Linked DNA regions of Homo sapiens: region 1 is linked to region 2. Evidence: read pairs that join two places in POLR2A ChIA-PET (ENCODE). Cell type or tissue: MCF 10A. All regions are shown on one strand. Links, peaks and the distances in the headings refer to the core of each region. The heading gives the core; the rest is flanking DNA.

The links. ChIA-PET counts read pairs that join two places held together with the same protein. Peaks named below come from ENCODE experiments on the same cell type or tissue, not always from the same donor. Only the 100,000 strongest peaks of a DNase experiment are listed, where the experiment ranks them.
Region 1: POLR2A ChIA-PET joins it to region 2 with 5 read pairs; 1 of 35 experiments calls an interaction of 5 or more read pairs at or near these places.

The regions. Positions count from the first base shown.
Region 1 is chr5:144,546,656-144,555,009 of GRCh38, forward strand. No RefSeq gene overlaps it. Among named protein-coding and RNA genes, the nearest start is that of KCTD16, 380 kb to the left of the region's middle. In MCF 10A, for the core only: no CTCF peak of the experiment used is centred there; a DNase peak (open chromatin) is centred at 3,106.
Region 2 is chr5:144,464,707-144,473,060 of GRCh38, forward strand. The region is part of intron 3 of KCTD16 (potassium channel tetramerization domain containing 16); the gene reads left to right. Among named protein-coding and RNA genes, the nearest start is that of KCTD16, 300 kb to the left of the region's middle. In MCF 10A, for the core only: a CTCF peak has its summit at 3,232; a DNase peak (open chromatin) is centred at 3,245.

The DNA.
Region 1 (8,354 bases), core at 80-8,079, 82 kb after region 2:
GATCATTTTTTTTTTCCATCTTGACAGGCTCTTCTGATTCTTCCCTCTCCCTAAGGTTTCTGGTACACTGATGGACTTCTTTCCCTATACTCTCTTTGTTGGTGAATTCTTCCATTCTTAGTTTTAGTCTGATGGCTCTTGAATCTTCATCTTGTATTTTGAGCACATCCTTCTAAGATCATAATCTTTTCTCTCAACTATCAGATAGGCACTATCTACAAGACTCCTAGCATCAATGTTCAGAAGCTTGTAATCTCCTCCTTTCTCTTCCCACTTGTAATCTCCCTTTCTCTTCCCACATCCACCAGTAGCCAAATGCTATCAGTTTTTCCATTTGTGCATTTAGTTTCATTTCTACCTTTGGACTCATCTCAATTTAGTAAGAGCAATCACCTGTGTCACTCTTGTGTCATATAGAGTAATAGACTCGAAGCTACTATGATTGCCTTCTCATAAGCAGTGATGTGCACAAGCTATTCAAGACCAATTTCTGCTATGACCAAACACTCTGAAGGCGCTACTCATATTCACATGCCATGTAAGTCTTTCATAATGCAAAAATATCTATTCATATGATGATAATACATTCCTTTGAAGTTCCATCTCTTCCTACTGCAGGAGAGTAATGTTGTAAGTATTTAAACAGTATAAAGGGATGAACTTAAAATATTTTTATTTTTAATAACTTTCAGAAAACCATGTTCTGGGACTTATCTCTTATGACTTATTGCAAAAAATGACATGCCAGCACACAAGTGACTCATGTAGTTCTTTGTAACATCCATTCTGCCCAGAAAATTATCTAGCTTGGAATTTAGATTAAATCCTGATGTGTAACAGAAGAGAGAAATAGTTTGCAAATATTTGGCCAAGGAGTATTTTTAAAAAATACACCTACTGAACTATGGGATTTTAAATTCTGTAATGTTACAGAGTCTTTTTGTGTGTGTGTGTATGTGAAATTGGTTTGGAGACAGGGCCTGGGACTCACAGTGTAGGGTTGAGGCTTAAGTGATTAAATCCCATTATGTAGGGTTCAGTATGAAGCCTGGGCAATGATGGCAGCTTAGGTATACACAGCACATTAGAGTTCACGAAATACTTCTATCTGCTCTATTTCACTAATCTTCGCAGCATCTCTATGATATAGGTAGAAAATGCTGCACTACTTTTAATTAATAGATAAAGAAAAATCATGTTTGGAGGGATTTCAGTGGCTTGAGCGGGTGAAACAGCTAGAAAGTATCAGATTCTGGTCTTCAGTTCTTGCTTCTAATTCTAAGACCAGTGTTTCTCTCCATAGTTAATTTGACTATGATTAAATCCTATTATTTCAGTTATTTTAGAGGCATAAAACAATAACAATTTGTTACACTCACAGATTCTGTGAATTAATGATACAATCAAGGCACAGCAGTCACCTTGTCTCTCCAGTTCTAGCTTCTGATTCCAAGACCAGTGTATAAGGTGTTATACAAACTTATCTCATTTATATACATATTAAATGCTCTTGTAATTTTATAAGTCTTCTCTGTATTTTAAGTATGAGCTATTCAACGTATCTGATTTCATATTATTCATCTTTGTATCCCTAGAGACTGTTACAATTACTGGTACTGGTTGCTGTCCACTATGTTGATATTTGATATACAAAAACATAGTAACAGCTAACATTTATTGGTGTTTCCTTTGTTTCAGATACTGTGTTAATCACTTTATTAACTTGTTTAATTCTTATCAATATTCTATGAGTTAGACCTGTGATATGGTTTGGCTCTGTGTCCCCACCCAAATCTCACATTGAGTTGTAATAATCTCCACATGTTGATTGCGACCAGGTGGAAGTAATTGAATCATGGGGTTTCTCGAATGCTGTTGTGGTGATAGTGAATAAGTCTCATGAGATTTGATGGTTTTATAAGCATCAGGCATTTCCCCTGCTTGTGCTCATTCTCTCTCCTGCCGCCCTGTGAAAAGGTGCCTTCCGCCATGATTGTAAGTATCCTGAGGCCTCCCAGCCATGCTGAACTGTGAGTAATTAAACCTCTTTCTTTTATAAATTATCTAGTCTTGGGTATTTCTTCATAGCAGTGTGAGAATGGACTAATACAGCATGGTACTTATCATCCCTCTTCTATAGAGGAAGAAACTTGAGCCAAGAAAGGTCAAATAATGTAACCAAAGTTACATAACCAATAAGTAGTAGAGCTTATATTTGAACTCAGAACTCATTTAACCATTGTGCTCCAATGACTTTCAGTATCTGAGTTTATTTTATGACAAGCTAAGTGATAGTAATTAATGCAGTGGTTTCAACACGGCTACATATTTTTGACAGTCCTTCCATGGAAAAGTGTGGGTTTATATCTCCTCCTGTTGAATCTGGAGAGTATAGTAAAATTGATGTTATTTGGCTTCCAAGACTGAGCCATAAATGGTCATGCAGCTTCCACTTTATCATATGGAAAATCTGCTCATAAAGCTCTGACTGCCATGAAAGTGGTCCAGCAAACTTGAGGATGTCCTGCTGTGAGAAACCCCAACCCTCCGCAGAAGTCATATGTTGGTAGCTGTGGTTAACAGTCCCAGCTGATACTAGCATTCAAGTGAATCCAGACCCAATATTACACATAAATGAAGAATCACTCCTGTCCCAGGTGTTCAAGTCACTCCCAGCCATTCTAGTTTTCCCAATTGAGGGACCAGACATTGTGGACCAGAGAAGTCATCCCTGCTGTGCCTTGTCTGTATCATTAATTTACAGAATGTGTGCGTGTAACAAATGGTTATTGTTTTATGCCTCTAAAATAACTGAAATAATAGGATTTAGTCATAGTCAAATGAACTCCTCTGTATTCTGAGGCCAACTTACTTTCTGATAGCATATAATAATAATAATAGTCTAGGGCTATTAAGTTGAACCAATCAAATATGTCATATATTACACATCCCACACTTGAGAGTGCTCTGCATTAGCTGACTGAAGCGTTTAAAGGGGTTGGCCTGTTGGACAGTTCTTTGCTTCCAGAAAAGCCACAGGAATATGGAATCTCTTGTTTATATTCTGCTGAGCTCAGTGTGTTGTGTGTTTGTTCCTGGCTTCTTGCCCAACAAGCCTTGGCAAGCATATCACTTGTTTCTTGATTATTTAGCAACCGGGTATGAACTGATGCTGCTGTACTGAGGTTTTATTTTCTACATACTTGGTGTACTGGCCAGTTTCCTTCACTGTATAAACCACTTTCTATCCCTACATTTGTCGAGGACTAGCCAGGCCCACAGATATTCAGGAATGACTAATATTAGTTCAAGCTTTCTTCTTGAGCTGGATACATTTACTTGGTTTGGTCTTTATACTATTTTATAAACCAAGGATATCAATTTGTGCCTCTATGTCATGGCAATCACTAATAACTTGGGAGGTTTGTAAACTCTGGACACACAAAAGCAGTAAAAGACTCTGCTGTCAATGCATATGAGTAACTGCTGTTGTGATGTGTTCTCTGAGCCCAAATTTCTATTCAAGCCATTCATTAATTTATTCATTCATTGAAAAATTATTAATTAACATCCATATATGAAACACTCTGCTAGGGGTTGATAATGCGGCAACAAACAATGCCGATATTATCCCAGCTCTTACAGACTCTATAAACTAGTGGGGAAATTTTTCAGATAAATTACCAGGGAAATGGAAATTGGAATTTGCTCTTCACAAATTTCTGATATGTAAAGATGAATATTGTGCTTTGCATGCAACAGCATATACACATGTCCCCTACCTCTTCATATCTCTTACCTCTTCTTGCCCATATCCAGCAGCAGCAATGCTGTTCAATATTTCCTTTTAATAAAATTTAATTTAATTTTTAACTGACACATAATTATGCATATTTATGGAGTGCAGAGTGATGTTTTTATACATGTTTATAATGTGTAATGATAAAATCAGAGGGACTAGTATACCCATCTCTTCAAACATTCATCATTTCTTTGTGTTGGGAACATTAAAAATCCTCTCTTCTAGCTATTAGAAAATATACAATAAAGTATTGTTACTAATAGTGATCCTGCAGAGCTATCAAACATTAGAACTAATTCCACCCATCTAGTTACAATTTTGTATTTATTAACCAATGTCTCACTATCATTCTCTACACCTTACCTTTCCAAGGCTCAAAAAAACTACAATTCTATTGTCTACTTCTGTGAGCTCAAGCTTTTTAGCTCACACGTACAAGTGAGAACCTGTGGTTTTTTCTTCCTCTGCCTGACTTATTCACCTAAAATGATGTAATCCAGGCTTATCTATGTTGCTGTGAATGACAAGATTTTATTCTTTTTATGGCTGAATAGTATTCCATTGTTATAGATACAACATTTTCTTTTTTTTTTTTTTTTAATTTTTTTTTTTTTATTATACTCTAAGTTTTAGGGTACATGTGCACATTGTGCAGGTTAGTTACATATGTATACATGTGCCATGCTGGTGCACTGCACCCACTAATGTGTCATCTAGCATTAGGTATATCTCCCAATGCTATCCCTCCCCCCTCCCCCGACCCCACCACAGTCCCCAGAGTGTGATATTCCCCTTCCTGTGTCCAAGTGATCTCATTGTTCAATTCCCACCTATGAGTGAGAATATGTGGTGTTTGGTTTTTTGTTCTTACGATAGTTTACTGAGAATGATGGTTTCCAATTTCATCCATGTCCCTACAAACGACATGAACTCATCATTTTTTATGGCTGCATAGTATTCCATGGTGTATATGTGCCACATTTTCTTAATCCAGTCTATCATTGTTGGACATTTGGGTTGGTTCCAAGTCTTTGCTATTGTGAATAATGCCGCAATAAACATACGTGTGCATGTGTCTTTATAGCAGCATGATTTATAGTCCTTTGGGTATATACCCAGTAATGGGATGGCTGGGTCAAATGGTATTTCTAGTTCTAGATCCCTGAGGAATCGCCACACTGACTTCCACAATGGTTGAACTAGTTTACAGTCCCACCAACAGTGTAAAAGTGTTCCTATTTCTCCACATCCTCTCCAGCACCTGTTGTTTCCTGACTTTTTAATGATTGCCATTCTAACTGGTGTGAGATGATATCTCATAGTGGTTTTGATTTGCATTTCTCTGATGGCCAGTGATGATGAGCATTTCTTCATGTGTTTTTTGGCTGCATAAATGTCTTCTTTTGAGAAGTGTCTGTTCATGTCCTTCGCCCACTTTTTGATGGGTTTGTTTGTTTTTTTCTTGTAAATGTGTTTGAGTTCATTGTAGATTCTGGATATTAGCCCTTTGTCAGATGAGTAGGTTGCAAAAATTTTCTCCCATGTTGTAGGTTGCCTGTTCACTCTGATGGTAGTTTCTTTTGCTGTGCAGAAGCTCTTTAGTTTAATTAGATCCCATTTGTCAATTTTGGCTTTTGTTGCCATTGCTTTTGGTGTTTTGGACATGAAGTCCTTGCCCACGCCTATGTCCTGAATGGTAATGCCTAGGTTTTCTTCTAGGGTTTTTATGGTTTTAGGTCTAACGTTTAAATCTTTAATCCATCTTGAATTGATTTTTGTATAAGGTGTAAGGAAGGGATCCAGTTTCAGCTTTCTACATATGGCTAGCCAGTTTTCCCAGCACCATTTATTAAATAGGGAATCCTTTCCCCATTGCTTGTTTTTCTCAGGTTTGTCAAAGATCAGATAGTTATAGATATGTGGCATTATTTCTGAGGGCTCTGTTCTGTTCCATTGATCTATATCTCTGTTTTGGTACCAGTACCATGCTGTTTTGGTTACTGTAGCCTTGTAGTATAGTTTGAAGTCAGGTAGTGTGATGCCTCCAGCTTTGTTCTTTTGGCTTAGGATTGACTTGGCGATGCGGGCTCTTTTTTGGTTCCATATGAACTTTAAAGTAGTTTTTTCCAATTCTGTGAAGAAAGTCATTGGTAGCTTGATGGGGATGGCATTGAATCTGTAAATTCCCTTGGGCAGTATGGCCATTTTCACGATATTGATTCTTCCTACCCATGAGCATGGAATGTTCTTCCATTTGTTTGTGTCCTCTTTTATTTCCTTGAGCAGTGGTTTGTAGTTCTCCTTGAAGAGGTCCTTCACATCCCTTGTAAGTTGGATTCCTAGGTATTTTATTCTCTTTGAAGCAATTGTGAATGGGAGTTCACTCATGATTTGGCTCTCTGTTTGTCTGTTGTTGGTGTATAAGAATGCTTGTGATTTTTGTACATTGATTTTGTATCCTGAGACTTTGCTGAAGTTGCTTATCAGCTTAAGGAGATTTTGGGCTGAGACGATGGGGTTTTTTAGATAAACAATCATGTCGTCTGCAAACAGGGACAATTTGACTTCCTCTTTTCCTAATTGAATACCCTTTATTTCCTTCTCCTGCCTGATTGCCCTGGCCAGAACTTCCAACACTATGTTGAATAGGAGTGGTGAGAGAGGGTATCCCTGTCTTGTGCCAGTTTTCAAAGGGAATGCTTCCAGTTTTTGCCCATTCAGAATGATATTGGCTGTGGGTTTGTCATAGATAGCTCTTATTATTTTGAAATACGTCCCATCAATACCTAATTTATTGAGAGTTTTTAGCATGAAGGGTTGTTGAATTTTGTCAAAGGCTTTTTCTGCATCTATTGAGATGATCATGTGGTTTTTGTCTTTGGCTCTGTTTATATGCTGGATTACATTTATTGATTTGCGTATATTGAACCAGCCTTGCATCCCAGGGATGAAGCCCACTTGATCATGGTGGATAAGCTTTTTGATGTGCTGCTGGATTCGGTTTGCCAGTATTTTATTGAGGATTTTTGCATCAATGTTCATCAAGGATATTGGTCTAAAATTCTCTTTTTTGGTTGTGTCTCTGCCCGGCCTTGGATAGATACAACATTTTCTTTACTCACTCATCTGTCATTGTAAACTTAGGATGATTTCATAAGTTGGTTATTGTGAATAGTGCCACAATAAACATGGGGGTGTAAATATCTCTTCAATACACTGATTTCCTTTCTGTTGGATAAATATTCAGCAATAAGATTGCTGGATCATATGGTAGTTATATTTTTAGCTTTTTGAAGAAATGCCACACTGTTTTGTTTTTAACACTGGGACACCATGCAGCATTTCTATTTTTTATTTTTTTAGATCCATAAAGTGAAAACTTTCTTTTTTTGTTAAAATTAGATTTTATGTATTTTATTTCATATTCTACTCTTTAAAACTTTTATTTTAGCTACAGGAGTATATGTGCATGTTTGTTATATAGGTAAATTGCATTTCACAGGGGTTTGGTATACAGATTATTTTGCTACCCAGGTAATAAGCATAGTACTTGATAGGCATTTTTTTTTATCCTCACTCTCCTCCCTCACTCCACCTTCAACAGACACCCTGATGTCTCTTGTTGCCTTCTTTGTGTTCAAATGTATTTAACGTTTAGCTCCTATTTATAAGGTAGAATATGCAGTTTAGGTTTCATGTTCCTTTGTTAGTTCATTTAAGATAATGGACTCTAGCTCTGCCCATGTTGCTGCAAAGAATATAATTATGTTCTTTTAAGGTTGCATAGTATTTCACGGTGTATATGTACCACATTTTCTTTATCTAACCTACCATTGATGGGCAGGAATTTAGGTTGATTTCATGTCTTTGCTGTTGTTAGTAGTGCTATGATGAACATACACGTGCATGTGTGTTTATGGTAGAATGGTTTCTATTTCTTTGAATATATACCCAATAATGGGATTGCTGGGTCAAATGGCAATTCTGCTTTGAGTTCCTTGAGAAATCACCAAACTGCTTTCCACAGTGGCTGAACTAATTTACATTACCAATGGCAGTGTAAAACTGTTGTCTTTACTATAAAACCTTGAGAACATGTTATTTTTTGACTTTTTAATAATAGCCATTCTGGTGGTGTGAGATGGTACCTCATGGTGGTTTTGATTTGCATTTCTCTAATGATTAGTGATGTTGAGCATTTTATCACATGTCTGTTTGTTGTGGGTATGTTTTCTTTTGAAAAGTGTCTGCTTGTGTCCTTTGCTCACTTTTTAATGGGTTTTTTTTTTTTTTGCTTTTTGGTATAAGTTTCTTAAAGATTGTGGATACTAAACCTTTGCACAGTTCGCAAATATTTTCTCCCATTCTGTAGATTGTCTGTTCACTCTGTTGATTGTGACTTTTGCTGTAGAGAAATGCTGTAGTTTAATTAGGTTCCATTTGTCAATTTTGTTTTTATTGCAATGGCTTATGGTATCCAGGCTTTACATTTAAGCCTTTAATCTGTCTTGAGTTAATTTTTATACGTGGTATAATGCAGGGGTGCAGTTTC
Region 2 (8,354 bases), core at 216-8,215:
CCTCTTCTTCTTCTTCTTCCTATTCCTCTTTCTCCTCTTCCTCTTCCTCTTCCTCTTCTTCTTCTTCTTCTTCCTCTTCTTCTTCTTCATAGCTGCGAATTGTTAGGCATTGATCACTAATGTGAGTTTCCAGGTTTCCCTCTCTGTTGGGCCCAAGTACTGTGATAAACTAATTCACACTGAGTTGTCTGAGATTTATTCTTCTCCCAAAAATATATGCATTTTAAAAAGAAAGTCTTTTAGATCTTGATTATGAGTAAATCCCTGTGATGGAAGGTTACCCTTTCTGGCATCTGGTAACATTTGTTCTTCTCTAGCTACCTATTTGCCCTAGAAGGTAGAGATTAAGCATTGTAATTTTTACCTCCCTTTGCTGATTGCAAAGATTCAATGAAATAATACAAGTAAAATGTCTAGCATAGGATAGGTGTTTGATAAATGTAGATCAGTCTTATCACATACATAGTCTCTCTCTCCCCCCCCTCTCTCTCTCACTCTCTCTCTCTCTCTTTCTCTCTCTCGCCTTTCTGGACATTAGGCATGTGATCATATTTCAGGAATCTTCTTTCTTCGAAGTACCCTGTCCTGTGTTTATCTTCACTGTAATCAACAATGTACTCTTCTTCAGAGCTTTTTAATTCCTTTTCCCAGATGATAGACTGTCCAGATGTGAAACACTATCCAGCGGGTTTTGCTGTATTTACCTTCTGTCCATGTGGCTTTGTACCTTCCCAACTGTATACCTGACACCCTTTCTTTCTCCAGGCTGTGTTTCCTCATTGTAAAAATGAGGGCACTCGTGGCCTCTCAGGTCTCTTCTGGGTCTCACACGATTCTCTTTTCAAACCACTACTGTGGTCGTGTAGGTCTGCCAGCACTGAGCTTCTGCATGAGCATCCTGATTGGCCTTATCATGGACATGCTTCTGATGCATTCTACATTTTCTGGTCAACCCTCATTCCCTTCCAAGTAGTTTATGACTCATAAATGTTTTAAGATAGTTCTTTTCCACCTGCGTTTCTCATAAAATTCACAGGGTTCTGTAGCTCTTGAACAATTGCTCCAAATTTAACTTTTTTGTTTTTTTTTTTTTTTGCCAGGAGGATTAATAGAAGTTTAAGTTTGCATTTGCCAATAAACTATAGATTGTTGTAGACCGGTTGCTCTTGTCACCCAGGCTGGAGTGCAATGGCGCAATCTCTGGTCACTTCAACCTCCGCCTCCCGGGTTCAAGTGATTCTCCAGTCTCAGCCTCCCAAGTAGCTGGGATTACAGGCGTCTGCCACCATGCCTGGCTAATTTTTGTATTTTTAGTAGAGACGGGATTTCACCATATTGGTCAGGCTGGTCTCGAACTCCTGACCTCAGGTGATCCTCCTGCCTTGGCCTGCCAAAGTGCTGGGATTCAGGTGTGAGCCAGCCTACCCGGCCATATGTTTTTTCTCTGTTGGAGGAGATATCACATACTGATTGGTTGTTGAGTATTCATTAAGTAATATTAGCAAATATTATATCTTAGTTCACTAGCTAGGGTTTTTTTTTTTTTTTTCATGAGCTAATTAAGTGCACACTTCACACACTGGTGATTGCTACCAAGGCAGCCCTGGTAGAACTAAATAATGGTGGAAGGATACAAGATGTCCCACACATCAGGAAGAGCACCACTGACACTGTGTCCTTCATGTAGTCATTTTCAATTATTTCCAATGGGCAGAGGGAAAGGAGGTTAAATTTTATATATAAATATAATGATAAAAGACCTCAGAAAGCCTGGATTTTTAAGTTGTTCAAATAGCTGGTTACTTTTAGAAGTTATTGAAGGGCTGGAATCACTGGGGCAGTCATGTTTAATGTCAGTATTTAAACTCTTTCACTCTGTTAATACTTTTAAATATCCCTCATAGAAAATTTTCATGTTTGAATATTGTGTCCACTAAATAAAAACCAGATGCTTTGTATTTAAAAATATCTGAGTTTTAATTCTCACCACTTGTCAACTTTATAACTTTGGATCAAATAATTAACCACTTTTAGCTACAGTTTCTTCTTCCATGAAAAGAAAAGAATAGCATCCTAATTGACTAATGAGATTATTACAAATTCACCATTCACTAATAGGATTATTGTGAAGATAAAATTATGTAAAGTGCTGAGCACAATAACAAGACATAGGGAGTTCTCAATAAATAGTATCTATTATTAGAATTTCAGCAAGTTTCTGGTTTGGAAGAGTTAACCGTTACTATATATATTATATATATTATATATAATATATATAACACTATATATATTATATATATTATATATAATATATATAACACTATATATTATATATAATATATATAACACTATATGTATTATATATAATATATATAGTGTTATATATATTATATATAATATATATAACACTATATATATTACATATACGTAAAACACTTTAAAAGTTCTTGATAGGCCTGTAGATTTTGCCATTTTTCTCTCTGGGTCAGTATGTTTTTGTCATATGTATATTAACTGTCTAGCAATATGCCTAAATATTTTCCATTCTAATGTCTTTTGCATGTCAGAATTTTCAATCCATTTTTCTTTTTGGGTGGAAGGTTTACTCTGTCACACACACATTCACACACTCTAACTAAACTTTGCTGTCTGTACACAGCAGGCTTCCTCCCCCATTCATTTATCATACAGATATTCAATGAGCATCTGCTACTGTATGCCCTGGCATGCTGATCTGTGTGTGCCCTGGAGCACACTCTAGAATTCAGAAGGAAACAAGCACATCCCTTGCAGTCTAGTGTGGAAAGCAGACATTAAGCCAATAAACCTAGAAACCCACCCGTGTTTACACATTATGGTGCCGTGAAAGCAACGGGCAGGAGGAGGTTGGGACTAGCCTGAAAGTAGAAAGATGCGTGGCTGGCAAAGGGAAGATCACACACAAAACATTGAGGTATAGAAAAGGGCTGGCAGGGCAGGAGCTGAAGTGAGGTGATTTTTTGTTTGTTTGTTTTAATTTTCATTTCCTAGCTTGTGCAGTAGAGCACACATTCCTGCAGGTCAAGAGTGTCTTTCATGTCTTTTGCATCCCTCGCAGGGAGTGTCCTGGTTATTAAGGTGTTGTCTCTCAGCTCCAAACACACCCCTTTATACTCTATTTGTGATGCCAGGACTGGGATTTGGGTTAACCACACAGGCTAACTACACTTTTCCTTTGCCCAGCTGGCTTTCTGTTAGGCTCTGTCAATAGAGGGTGCTAGAGGGAGACACTAAAACATGGGAAGAATTCCTTGCTTGCCCCTTGCTCCTATCAGCGGCAGCCCAGCTTTTGTTTACTCCAAAAGCAGTTGGTTTCAGCTTCCCTTTTTTCCCCTCTATAATCCCCTGAGCCAGGCTGCTTCAGAAACATCAGCACCAGCAGGCCACATGCCCTCCTCAGATGTCTGGGTCCAACCTCCACACAATGCCTCCTCTAAGCTTTTAGGTTCTAATAACTGCATTTTCTTTTACTTGTCTCCTCAGACTTAAGGATGGTAGCCACCTCCTGCAGCCACTATCTTTGTCTCTTCACTGTTACCTGTTTGCATTTTCACTTCTCCCATGTCTGTCTAACCAATACTTACGTTAAATTCTTCCCGTTCAGGTAACTGGTGAGGTGCCTGTGTTCCTGACTGACTCTGATGGATGCGTGGCTAGTTTAACTGTCTGTTCTTGCCCGTACTAACCATCTCTCAATAGAAGCCCCCACTGGGCCCCTCCAAGACCAACTGCTCATGAGTAAAAACGGTCAACTGCAAGCAAGAAATGATGATTGTCAAGCTTGAAGACAAACTTTTTTCAGAAGCTCTCATAGCCTGCCTATTCCCAATCTCCACTATGCAATATCGTTTTCAAGGTTAGCAGAATTATAAAAACATCAATTTGGCCATTATTGACTTTTCAACTGGGATACCAAGAAAGCCTTTCAGCAGCCTCGATAAATTAAATCTGGCCACCTAGCTCCCAGACTGGCAGGCTCCTACATCATTGACAGAGAAGACAGGGGAAAGCAGTTTTCCCAGCTGTTGCAGTAAATGATGTGCATTGTGCTCACAACCATTAGCAGGCGGAAAATTTGAAGTGTGGGTACATTGCAGAGCTTTTAAAAATGCATAAGCACTTTGTGAGTTTGCTAAGTCATGTTTCACTCAGCTCGGTTTGAATTTTTCATAGAGGAGAAATATTCTGTAGTCTTTTCTGTTTAAGTTCTTCTTTATCAGTAAGAACTGCCACAGTGAGGTCTATAGTGGAAGGGGGCCAAGTCTAATCATACAATTTGCTTGATTAGTCCTCAGTTTTTCTAAGTTGTAAAATGCTTGAAGATTTAGGGCTTTAAGGACTTAATATAACTTAGTTTCCTGCCTCTCCCTGTTTAATCCAAAATGCAAATTCTTTCCCGTTCTGGATTTAAGTTTATTTGATGTGTTTTCAAGTCAATCTTTATCCTGAAGGGCTTATCCATTTGTGAAATTTTAAGCACTGCACTATAAAGACTCCTTTTTTTCCAAAAACATCCTCTGTTCACACACCATGTCCCAGACACAGTATGCGCTTGTGGTCACTCACTCACCATTCCTGTGCTGAGGCAGACATTACTAACTACTGAATACACATTTTCCTGAGGCATCCAGCTGTAACATCGGTGTCATTACTAATGTGATATTCCAGCTAGATCTAAGTATTAGCTGTGTAGTGTATTGATGGAAACATTATAATTATATAGCAAGCCCCTGATTTGTTTCCCTTATATGGAATAGCGTCAGCATTGTAGTAAAACAAAGATGTGTAATTGAATGGAATACTTAGTGTGCCGCAAATTATGAAACATCCTTTACATTAGCTATCTCATTTAATTTTCTTCAAAGCCCTGTGAAGAGAATGCTGTTAACAGCCTTATTCTTCAGATGAGTAAACTGAGGCTCAGAGAGTTGAAGTAATTTATGTAAGGTCTCATAGGTGACAAATTGTGAAGTCTGACTCTGGCGCCTGAGACCTGCACTGCCATGTTATCAACTTGATACAATTCAACATATGTGTTCAGCTCATTCACTGATTATTCATCAAACATTTATCAAGCCACTGTTATGCAGCAGGCACCAAAAATCATATAATATTCAACAAATTCAGCAATGACTTATTAAAAAACAAGGTAGAGCTATTAGGCTCTCTGACCAGCAACTAGATAATAACTCCCCAAACAGGCAATAGATTTCCTGCTTTTTTAATATCAATAAATCAGACTTTTCTTGGAATGAAATGGTTTTCTTCCCACATCTGGCTAATCAATTGTAACCTATTTTCTCCCCAAATGGAGAGAATTATTCCAGCCAGTATTGAAACTTCAGCAAATTGGAAGCAAAATACATTGCAACTTGAAGTACTAAGGTATTTATGAGATCGTTATTTGGTATAATTGGGGGGATTCTAGAATACTTTGTGTTACAGAACTGACCTTTCATAGATCTTTCCACACTTCCCAAGACTTGTAAGCATATCACAGTGGGACTGCAAGGTCAAAGGGGTCTGGAGCTTACATGTGTCATTTCTGTGTTCTGATTTAAAACCTCTTTGCTTGTAATTAGGTTCTTGGGAAGAGGGTAGTCAGGCAGACAGTGCTCCTAGAAAAGATATGGGGTGGTTATCTTCTCACATTTGATTATTTTTCAAACTTCACAACAACCCTTCATGTAGGACTACAGTTGGGCTGTAGTACTATTAATCCTATAATATTGGATCAGCTGGATGGGGCCCTTCTGATCCTATCTTTCTTTTTTGGTTTAATATAATACATAGACTTCAGAAGCCATCTCATAAATTATCTTGCCAAAATAAATGGCAAGTAAAACAGTCAAATGTTCTCATAAAATCTGGAAACATGGTAGTATGACAACCTCCACTAGAATTAAGTTGTTCAATTCCCCTTTGATAGTGATAGTGCCCAGAATAAGTGGAAAGCAATACTTCTGTTTGGTAGCAGGAGGATCCCAGATGACATTTAAATACATGATCATCCCAGCAGTTCAGGGAGGAAATAACTGCACCATTGCCAGGTTCCTGGCTTGGCACATAGTGAGGGCTTCATGCAACTTTCCACATGAATATACAGAAATTTTTCACATGATGGTGTTTGTGTTGTTAAAATAACTTTTGGAAGACTGAGTGCAGTGGCTCACACCTATAATCCCAGCACTTTGGGAGGCCAAGGCGGGCAGATCACTTGAGGTCAGGAGTTCAAGACAAGCCTGGCTATGGTGAAACCGCCTCTCTACTGAACATACCAAAAAATTAGCCGGACGTGGTGGCAGGTATCTGTAGTCCCTGCTACTCAAGAGGCTGAGGCAGGAGAATCACTTGAACCTAGGAGGTGGAGGTTGCAGTGAACTGAGATCGTAGCACCACTGCACTCCAGCCTGGGCGATAGAGCAAGACTCTGTCTCAAAAAACAAACAAACAACAACAAAAAACCCCAAACAAACACTTTTGTAGAAGACTCAAGTTTCCTTCTGGGTCCATTGAATGAAATAAGCTTACCATGGGGAAGGTGACTGACTCTTGGACAAAAAGACAGCAATTGCTTCTCTACTTGTTCAGCAGGGTTTATGGCCAAAATATTTTGTAATCTTGCTTTAAGGTAATAGGTGTATCCCAGCATATATTTCTTCTCTTCTTCCTTTTTGTATTTCCCCTCTTCCTGTTCTTTTTGTAAAAGCTAAATTCAATTTCTACACTTTTCCAAAAAGGTTTAAAACCAGATTGTCTCTGGTTTGATGTGATTACTTTTCTTCAGCGCAATTCATTGGAACCATTTCTCAGTTAAGTCATTTTGGTATAGGGGTTGCCGAGTTTGGGGAAGCAGAAGCATATTCTGCCTAGTAAAGGTAAAAAATGATCCCCTCAAAATGTATGCTGGCAGACAGAAAGCATTTTCTATTACTGATATTTTCAGTCACCAGCTGGTATATGCTGAACAGTTTCTGTATTGCATGGAAAATGTATAATAGCATGACATAACTAGAACAATACAGCTGTTGTGATTCCTTTTTGGCTAATTGGATTGTTGCATTTAATTTAATGGCTCTATAAATACGATGATTACTCAGTCACATTTTAGAAAATGACTTGAAAGAGTGGGTATAATTTAGGGATACTTCTGGAGTTGTGATTTATAGAAACTTTTGTTTTACTTTCTCTTAAAAAATTATATGGAGATAAGTTGGTATGTATGTTTAAATCATTTAATATGTAAAGAACAGACTTTATACAAGAAGATAGGATGTAATTTTCCTAATAGTTTTCATTCTAAGTTTTCTCTACTTTGACTATATTAGAAATGGCAATAAGGTAACATCCTGTATAATGTGACCTATTATTCATGAGAATAAGATATAGTGTAAATCAAAATGGGGTCTCCTTTAAAACTGTATAAAGGTACTACGTTATCCTTGTCCTCAATATCATAAGGGAATTTGTTCTCTTTACTTTTATGGATTAAGTACAAAGAATTGTAGAAGTGCCCAGCATGTAATACATGATCGGTAAATAGTATTAAGTTTATGACTCCAGGAAGACTGTGGCTGTTCAGAGGGTGGAAGTGGAGGGCAGTGATTTATTTTTAGGAAGTTGCTTTGTGCCATGATTGTGGACTTTTTCTTCCTGGTTCACGGAGCCACTGTGCATCTGCAACATTGCTCTGCCTTCAAATTGCTAAATGCAGCATTATGAGTCAAGACTCAGAGGAAAGGGAGAAGAGGAACTCATATTGGCTTAAAAAATGACACAGAATATAGTTTATCATATAAATGAAAAGCTCACTGGCAAGACTAGCTTCAGGTGTGGCTAGATCCAGGTACTTATAAGTTATAATATGGTCTTTTATTGAATTTCTACATTGTTCCTTGGCATATTTGCTGGTATTACAACAACGGATACTTCACTATGCTCATACTAAGGAGCTCATGGCCTAGTAGCTAATATGATATATAACAAAATGTAACATGTGCAATAATAGAGGTATTTACAAAGTAGAACTATAATTCAGAGAGGAGAAAAAAGCAAACACTTCTGAGGAGAGGTTAACAAGAAATTCAGAGAAGTTATAACTTGAAAATTGTTTTGAAGTAGAAGCAACGATTTTACTAACAAGGATACTGAATAAAATGGTTAATTGGCATGGTTATGGCCCTTGCAAGATCTGTATTCAAATCTCAGCTCTGCCACTTTCAAATTGTACAAACTCTGGCAAGTTTCTCAAACTCTTAGGGTCTTAGTTTCCTTGTATGGAGACTGAAATTGGAACTACTGAATTAACAGAGTTT